Regions from separate parts of the Homo sapiens genome. Here all the other regions are linked to region 1. A link is a contact called in ENCODE Hi-C or POLR2A ChIA-PET data. All regions are on one chromosome and are shown on one strand. The core of a region is the stretch at or near the end of the contact, and the rest is flanking DNA. Distances in the headings are between cores, read along the strand shown. Region 1 has its middle 32 kb from the start of SUN5. Region 2 holds the start of ITCH (itchy E3 ubiquitin protein ligase). Region 3 holds the start of RALY (RALY heterogeneous nuclear ribonucleoprotein).

What was found. Hi-C counts contacts between places; a loop is a spot of excess contacts on that map. ChIA-PET counts read pairs that join two places held with the same protein, here RNA polymerase II (POLR2A). Pooled maps may share reads with other maps.
Region 2: a pooled map shows a loop between it and region 1 (6-fold over the local background). The contact joins the promoter of ITCH here to the enhancer-like site in region 1. A Hi-C loop is called at or near these places in 1 of 50 pooled maps. POLR2A ChIA-PET finds 5 or more read pairs at or near these places in 2 of 52 experiments (Panc1 and naive thymus-derived CD4-positive, alpha-beta T cell).
Region 3: a map of naive thymus-derived CD4-positive, alpha-beta T cell shows a loop between it and region 1 (9-fold over the local background). The contact joins the promoter of RALY here to the enhancer-like site in region 1. A Hi-C loop is called at or near these places in 1 of 168 maps with a recorded cell type or tissue (naive thymus-derived CD4-positive, alpha-beta T cell) and 8 of 50 pooled maps. POLR2A ChIA-PET finds 5 or more read pairs at or near these places in 2 of 52 experiments (activated B cell and activated CD4-positive, alpha-beta T cell).

Annotation. Positions count from the first base shown.
Region 1 is chr20:32,970,983-32,973,787 of GRCh38, forward strand. No RefSeq gene overlaps it. Among named protein-coding and RNA genes, the nearest start is that of SUN5, 32 kb to the right of the region's middle. RefSeq lists enhancers at 1-423, 1,067-1,574, 1,575-2,083, 1,609-1,738. Within about 2 kb of position 1,474, at least 10 of the 41 ENCODE cell types and tissues checked have a DNase peak (open chromatin) inside an H3K27ac peak, as active enhancers do.
Region 2 is chr20:34,361,846-34,364,650 of GRCh38, forward strand. ITCH (itchy E3 ubiquitin protein ligase) reads left to right here and starts at 1,428. Exons shown (of 25, transcript NM_031483.7): 1 at 1,428-1,504. RefSeq lists a silencer at 1,733-1,962.
Region 3 is chr20:33,992,356-33,995,160 of GRCh38, forward strand. It overlaps RALY (RALY heterogeneous nuclear ribonucleoprotein), which reads left to right and starts at 1,556. Exons shown (of 10, transcript NM_016732.3): 1 at 1,556-1,776. RALY-AS1 (RALY antisense RNA 1) reads right to left here and starts at 2,012. Exons shown (of 2, transcript NR_109886.1): 1 at 1,850-2,012; 2 at 133-550. RefSeq lists enhancers at 457-536, 473-999 and silencers at 777-1,026, 1,197-1,306, 1,487-1,616, 1,677-1,726, 1,947-2,276.

The DNA of each region.
Region 1 (2,805 bases), core at 224-2,723:
CCTCCCAGTGCCATGGGCAGCATGGGGTGGGTCAGGCTGCAGGCTCCAGCTACCCCTTTGAGGTGCTGTGGGAGCCCTATGAGGCCCTTCCCTCCCTGAACCTCTGTCTCCCTAGATGGGGTACCAGCAGGTGGGGGCCTCTGTGCTCAACCGTGAACCAACGTGGGCATGGGATGGGGGTGGGAGACAAGGTGGGAGGCCCAGAGCAGGAGGTGAGGGGCTGAGGGCTCAGCTGGGACAGGGAGGCAGCCACAGGGTCTTTGGAGTGCCCCCAGTGAGGCAGGAAAATAGGGTCTGAAGGCAGGGAACATAAGGCCAATTCCCACTTCAGCTAGGACAGGAAATATCCTCTCCGTGGGGTGTAGGCCAAGTAAATAACTTTGTAATTTTACTTCATCCTCTCTATTTACATAGGGTGTACCCCAAGTAACCAGTGGAATCCTCTGGAGGGTATTTAAACTCCCAAAAATTCTATAACGGGGCACTTGAGCCGCTACGCTCGGGCCTGCTCCCTCACTGTGGAGTGTACTTTGATTTTCAGTAAATCCCTTCACTCCTTCCTTGCTTTGTTTGTGTATTTTGTCCAATTCTTTGTTCAAGATTCCAAGAACCAGGACGCTCTCCACCATTAACGCCATCTCCCTGTCCTGTTCCACTTCCTGCCTCTCTTTCCCCCATCTCTGTGTCTCTAGCTGTGACTCTGTCTTCCTGTTTCTCCATCCATTCTCTTTCTGCTTCAGTCTCATTGCCTCCTGTCTTTGGCCTTGTGTTTTCTCCGTCTCCACTTCTCTGCTCTCTCAGGCACTGCTTCTCATCCTGATTCTCTCTCCTCTCAGGCATCCCAGAGTTCTAGTGTTATCGGCGCCCTGGGTCCTTGTAATCTGCCAGGATAGAAATCAAGAGCGATCACCAGACATAGCAGCAAAGAGAAAGAGCTTTATTTAGCTTGTGCACGAGGGAAGTCAGCAACATGAAAGGAAGAGGGCAGGCTGCTCCCCAGGGGAGTGTGTGGGTTAGATTTCTAGGGCCTTTCTATGGAGAGGGGTTTCAGGGTTCCTCCAGGGGAGTGTGTGGGTTAGATTTCCAGGGCCTTTCTATAGGGAAGGGTTTCCCCAGGGGAGCGTGGGGGTCAGATTTCCAGGGACTTTCTGTAGGGAAGGATTTTGCCAGGGCATGTATAGGAGGAGGGGTTTCTCTAGCACTTGCACAGTGGCTCAACACACTTTTTCAAACATTGCATGTAACATCAGCATTTTAAATCTCCGTGCTTGGGCACGATTTGCAGCATTAAAATGAGGAAGAGGGTAAGTTGAAGTTTAAGTCTAACTGCACATGCGGGGCCCCAGGGAAGTCCCTAGCCCCCTAGAGCAGGAACTCGTGGTGAATAGTTTCCTGGGTCTTTGGCTGCTGATTGGCTGGAAGTCAGGTGAGCTACAGTCTGATAAGGGGTTTTTGTACTTTTTCTCTAAACCACATCAAAACCAGGAAACCAGTCAGCCTGCCTGTCTCACGAGCCCCTATTTCCTGTTGTAGATGGTGACCAGCTTGTCCTGGTTTGCTTGGAACTGTCCTGGTTTTCAAATGTAAGGTTCCACATCCTGGGCACCCCCCAGTCCTGGGCAAACCAGAATGGCTGGCCAGACTGTTGCTGTGACTGGAGTGGGGCATACCCTGCCTGCTTTTTTCTGGGCCTTACCTGCTAAGTGGTGTCCAAGGAGAGGCCCTGGGGGTCTGGGTGTGGGATGGGCTGGTGACTCGTCCCTCTGTGCCCTTCCCACCCACTCTTGCCCTCAGTGCTGGTGCCCACCTGGCATCCCGGACACCATCCAGGGCACCCTGGCTGGATGGCCTGTCTTCATGGGCCATGGTGCAGGGCTCAGGCTAGAGATGAGTGGGGGATGGGGGCCCGAAGCCCCTGCTGTGCCTGATGTGCCTTCGGTATGTCCCGTCCCCAGGTGGCTCTGCACTTGATGTCAAGGAACACAGCCATTGCACCACAGCTTGGTCCTCTGACAGTGGCCCAGCCACGGCTCCGAGGATATGCGCCCTCCCTGGGCATTTCCAGGCCTTCCTGTTGGCTGTGTTCTTTGTCCTGATCAACGTCCCCCCGCAGATCCCTCCCTGCACGCAGGAGTTGGTGGTGAGGGACTGGCCCTGCGCTTCGGCTCCTAGATTCTCCATGCAGCAATCACAGCCCAACCACCAACTCCTCACTCATCAGGAGCTCACACTTGCTGCAACCTCAGGCTTCTAGACTTCGGCTGGGGCCATGGATCGTGGCCTCTGAGCTCCACAGGTCCTCATGCATGATGTAGGTGAGATGTGTTTTAAGTCCTCTCTTGGTGCCAATTTACTCAATATGTTCACAAGTTCTAACCACCTTGGATACGGGTTTTTCAAAGCTCAGAGCATATTAGGCCGGTGATGTAATATAACTGTTAAGGGCATGGACCCAGATGGCCTGAATCTGAATTCAAATTCTGTCCTGTATTAGACCCTTTTTTCTAAGCCTCAGTTTTCTCATCTATAAAATGGGTTCAATGATATTACCTACCCCATGAGATGTTGTGAGTATTCAATGAGATCATCACAGTGCCTGGCATGGAAAAATAGCAACTTTTTATTGAGTAGTTGTTTTATGCAAGGCAAGACTACATTTAACCCCCACACCCATGGGATTCAGAGAGGTCGGGTAATTGGTCTAAGGTCACACAGTTAGGAGGAAGCTACATCCCTAACCAGCAGGCTATCCTGCCTCTGCAGTAGTAATGACTAACATTTACGGAGCACTTGTTATGTACCAAG
Region 2 (2,805 bases), core at 178-2,677, 1.4 Mb after region 1:
CACTTGAGCCCAGGAGGTTGGCTGCAGTGAGCTATGATTGCACCGCTGCACTCCAGGTTGGGTGACAGAGCAAGACTCTGTCTCAAAAAAAAAAAAAAAAAAAAAGTCACTTTGAAAAATGTGACTTTCCAGATGGCAAAATACTATTTTCATTAGGAGGAAACAGGCTAAACAGTAATAGCAAAGGTCACTAAGTATTGAGCACTTAGTCATACCTCTGAGTCTCTGCCTGCATAGCCTATTATTTCTCACAAGCAATCCATGAAGAAGGTTAAGACAACGGACTTTCACGCCAGACTGCCTGGGTTCTTATCAAGTATGTGACTTAGTTTATATATTTGTAAAATGGGGATAATAATGGTATTTCTGTAATAGGTTTGTTGTGAGAATAAAGGGAGCTTGGTATCAGCTCTTAGAATACCGGACAGGCCACGTTGGCTCCACTAAGCTGTTGTCATCATCCCTAAGGGCACCCAGTTAAAAGGTAGAAAAGGGAGGATTTGAATCCGGTCAGTGTAACTCTCAAGTGTACATTTTTTTTCTTTTATTTTCTTTTTAACCACGCCCTTTAATGTACATTGTTAAAGGCTAAGCCAGGCCAGGTGCAGTGGCTCACATCTGTAATCTCAGCGATTGGGAGGCCCGAGGAGGGAGTATCGCTTGAGCCCAGGAGCTGGAGACCAGCCTGGGCAACATGGCGACACCGTGGCCCTATTCCCGCCCCATCCCATCCGCACTCCACCCCATCCCCATCTCTACAAAGAATAGAACAAAATTAGTCGGGTGTGGTGGTGCTCAACTGCTGTCCCAGCTACTCAGGAAGCCCAGGTGGGAGGCTCGCTTGAGCCCAGGAGTGTGAGGCTGTAGTGAGCTATGACTGCACCACTGCACTCCAGCCTGGGTGAAGGGTGAGACCTTATCTCAAAAAGAAGAAAAAAAAAGAAAAGGAAAAGAAAAAGAAAAAAGAACAACTAAGTTATAAACTAAGCTATATAGCCCATTGGTTCTCAAATTATGATTTCACTCACTAGCAGTATCACTAGACAGCTTGTTGGACATGCAAATTATCAGACCCTATCCTCCTATGCCAGATCTTCTGATCAGAAACTCTGGGGGTGGGGGTCAGCAGTGTAAGTTTTAATAAGCTCTCTAGGTGATTCTGATGCACACCATAGTTTGAGAATCACAGTCCTTATAGGCTCTGGTGGGCGGGGTGTTAAAAAAAAAAAAAAGCCTGGAGGTGCTGGGAGCCGCTCGCGCCCATCTCACCTGGAGCTGAGGAAAACTGGGATTTAACTGATTTACCACCGCAGCCAGCTCTTCAAGCCAGGGGCGGGCCGGACGGCTGGCGCGCAAGGCCTGCTGGGGCTTGTAGTCTAGACCACTTCCGCGCTCAGGCGCCTGCGCTTTAGCTGCTAACTCGCTCTAGTAGCTGTGGTCGGGGCTCGGGACCGGCTGCCATCTTAGTCTAGGGACTGAGGAGTCGCCGCCGCCCCGAGTCCCGGTAAACCCCCGTGGGCGAACTCGGGGCAGTTCTCGGGAGAGGGAGGGAGTCCGGATGAGAATGTTCGGGGAGAACAAGGGTAGAGGAGTGGGACGCGCGGTTCGGGACCCCAGAGCCGCGGCTGCTCCTTCTTCCAGAGCCGGTGTCTGTCGGGGGCGCGGGGAGCTCGGGCTACTGGCCCGGGCCGGGCGGTGGGGGTGGGCTGTCTGGACGTTCGGAGGGATCAGTGTCTGGCACAGGCTTCCGGAGGCCTTCGCCTCGCGGGCTCCAAGTTGTGAAAGGGCTGGGCCACGACGGGCGTGGGTACCGTCCGGCCCCTCGCCCCTCAGCCCCGCCTGGGGCCACTCTCCAGCGGTTCGGCCTACGCGCGGGGCCCGGCGGCGGGGCCGGCGCGGGCGACGTGGCCCTGTGAGGGGCGGCGGCCGGGTCCCCCGCCACCCAGCTGGCCTTCTCGAGACTTTTCCGAGCCCCCAGTCGCTAGAAGGGCCCAGCACAGCGGCTGCCTCCCCTTCTCTCTCCCACTCGCCTCCTCCTTCCATTGTCCCCCCGGCGTGGTGGTCCCGGCTCCGGCGCCCTCCCCGACGTCCGCCACCGTCGTGGCGGCGCCGACTTTTGCAGACGTGGAGCTGTCACTGCCCTTCCTCCGGAGAGTGCCCTTTTCTTTAGCAGAGAAAAGAAAAAAGTAGCCGTTGAACGTATTCTAAGGGTCGAAGCATGATGACATGACTTTTAAGTGGAGAACTCAAGTTTTCCAAGACAGTTCCCGTCCGCGACAGAAAAGAGAATCGCAGAATTTGTGCGCCCGAAGTAGACGCTGGGCCTAAAGTTAGTTGGACATGTAACCAGGTGAACTTGTAAAGGGCCAGGAATTCATTATCCCCAATAACAACGCAACCTTGTTTTCTTGGTTGTATTCGTATCCTAATCTTATTACATTTTCTGCCATTCTTCCACAGCTACAGTATACTTGGTTTGGAGTGGGGGATGGGGAATTGTGGGATTTTTGCCTTGAAAATTAGTAAGACCCTGGAGCCAGCCACCCACTTAGGTGGGTTCTCCTGCATCTTTTCCTGATAGAATTCGATCTTCAGGAAGTATGTAAAGGCAGTGTATTTCCATTCTCAAAATCGGCTAAGGAATGGTTTATCAGTTGAGGTGAAGTTCTCATGGCAGATCTGCTGAGAGCTTGCTATGTGTATTTACAGGTTTATTTAAGCTACGATTTATTTTTAAAATTAAGAAATGGGCCGGGTGCTGTGTGTGGCTCACGCCTGTAATCCTAGCACTTTGGGAGGCCGAGG
Region 3 (2,805 bases), core at 306-2,805, 1.0 Mb after region 1:
AATCGCTTTGAACCCAGGAGGCAGAGGTTGCAGAGAGCCGAGATCGTGCCACTGCACTCCAGCCTAGGCGACAGAGCTAGACTCCGCCTCAAAAAACACACAAACAATGAACAGACAAATAAATGACAGAACAAGAAGACAAACTAGAGAACATCTTGAGACAAGGTGTTCAGGGAAGAGTTCTTTTGAGAAGGTGATATTAAAGCGAGTTTGGGGAAGAACGTCCCAGGCCTTGCGCTCAGGGTCGTCAACTCTTTGATTTCTCTTCCTTTTGAAGCAGGGCAGGGAGGTCATCAAACAACAGAAGGACAATTATAACTGCTGGTATGGCAAAGCCAGGACTCTGAATTCAAACTCTGCTCCATTCTCAGGAATCCCGTCTGTTAAGCAGGTTCTGGGGAAGCGATGTGAGTCATGAAATCACAGGTCGGAGGAGGCATCGAGAATATGGTCAGTTCTCAACTTTCAGGGAAATCCATAGCTGAGGAATGAAGGACAACGGGCTTCTCGTGCTCTCACTAGGAAGACTGGTTCACCGGAGGCTGGAACACTGAAAGTGAGAAATCCCGACAGGAGAAATGTGTAGGAGAGAGGACTAGCACCTGGATCAAGTTATAAAACATCTCCTGCATCTTTTTCGGAGATCACCCTTAGCGCGGCCTCTCCGCCCAGTCCCAGATTAGGCAGCGAAGAGCGACCCTCACCTTGTCTAGGTGGCACGTTCCTTAAAAGCGAAAGGACCAGGAGTTTCTTCCTGCCTCGTCTCTTCCGGATCCCTCCTGCACCGCCCACAGCCTGCAGATTTGAGCGCCATCTCCAGGCCCCGCCCACCTCAAGCACCACCCCTCAGTCCTTCCTTGGGGCACGCCTCCTTCCGGCACCCGCCCAGAGTAGCCACCCCCGGGGCCCCTCCTCCCCTCCCTGCTTCCGGGCCCGCCTCCTTCAGGCCCGCTTCCATCTTCCTCCCACTCTAAGCTTCTCTTCAGCCCCGCCTCCCTCCACCCGTGGCTCCGCCCTCTGGGCGATTCTCCATTTAGCCCCGCCCACAGCATCTCCTTTCAAGCGCTGTCCTGGTTCCCGGCTCTCCATCTCCTGCACGGCCTTCCCCACTGGTCCGGCGACCCTCTTCCCAGGGCCTCATCACCATCTTAGCTCCGCCCCTACTTCGGCTCCAAACCTGTGCAAGCTGCCCTCTTCCCGCCCCAGCCCCGCCTCCCCAAGCCGCGTCTCAGTCCCTCCTCCCTTTCAGGCCCCACCCTGGCCCCGCCTTCCTCCCGTCCCCGCCGAAGCTCTGGACCTTTCCAAAGCCAGGCTGAGAGGGTGGGGAGAGCCCATGCGCCTGGGAAGCCGGGCTGTTTCTGGGCGGGGCTGCAGACTCCTCGTGCTCGTGTCACCGTGTCCTTCCCAGGAGACAGAGAAGGAGGAGAGCCCGGAACCAGGGCCGGAGCGGCGGGCGGAGCCGAGCTGCGGGGAGCCGCTCCGGGTGCCCCCACCCCCGCGCGCCTCAGTGGTGCCGGCCGAGGGCAGGGCTCGCGGTTGCGGGGCTCGCGCCGCTGTCAGTGCGGCGGGGCGCGCGAGCGGCGCCAGCTCGGGGCAGCGGAACCCAGAGAAGCTGAGGGGGCGGTAGCGGCGGCGACGGCGACGACGACGACTCCCGCGCGTGTGCCCAGCCTCTTCCCGCCGCAGCCGCCCTTTTCCTCCCTCCCTTACGTCCCCGAGTGCGGCAGTACCGCCTCCTTCCCAGCCGCGCGGCTTCCTCCAGACCTCTCGGCGCGGGTGAGTGGGGACTGCGGGCGTCTCCTTAGGGGTGCGGGGAGGGTGTGTGCTTTGTGCCTTTCCGTTCACTCACTTCTTCCGGCAGGCCGCTGCCTATTTTTAGAAACTTATTTCTGCCCTTCGGGGAGTCCCGGGAGCCCGAGTAACTCTAGGCCCCCTCCGCCGCTCCTTTCTCCCACTCGGACCCGCCGCCCCGGGTCCCCGGCCCCAGCCCTCCGCGCCCGGTCCTGCTCCCGGCGTTCCCTGTCTGCTCTCTCCGCGGGCCAAGTCTGGGCCAGTAGTTGGCTGGGTGGGCCCGCGCCCGCTCGGAAGTTGGAGTCTTTTGTGCTCGTGCCCCGCCCCGCCCGGCGAGGGGCGGAGGGAGGGGAACGGAGGCTGCTCCGGGGAGGCCGCAGGCGGGCCCGGCCGCGGCTGCTTCCGGCTCTCCTAACCCGGACTGGGTCTACGGGCTCCCGGAGGCGCGCAGAGCTTGTCCTGCCTCGGCTCCCGCCTCTTCTGGGCTCTTTGCACGCCTTGGGCTCGGAGAGAAACAACAACGGGCCCTCGAACTGGGGCCGTATCCGCGTTTCACTCAGCCTCCTTGGCGGCCGAGTCTTAGTTTGCCTCTCGGTGACATGGGGGGAAAGAAGGAAACTCGCTTTGCGGGGTGTTCGTGGATTCAGGGAGGGAACTAATATGTGAAAGAAGTGTTTAACACCGACAGGGAACATTTAATGAGACTTCACCCAGGAACTTCCCAAGCCTTATTTCATTTAATGTTCACAACGGCCTTCTGGTTTATCCTCATTTACAAAAGCAGAAATTAAGGCGCAGAGGGGTCAAGTAATTTTCTCCAAGTCACAGTAGCCACAGAAGTGCAAAGGAGTGGTGCCAGTACCTATTATTTATTAATATTTCCTGGTGTGAGCATGTATCATCTCTTAGTGCAGAGGGTATTTTTACCTAGCCTTGGGTCACACCATTTAATTAGGGGCATAACTCTGGGTTTTCCCTGACTTCTGGGCCGTTGTCCACTATACTGTGGATGAA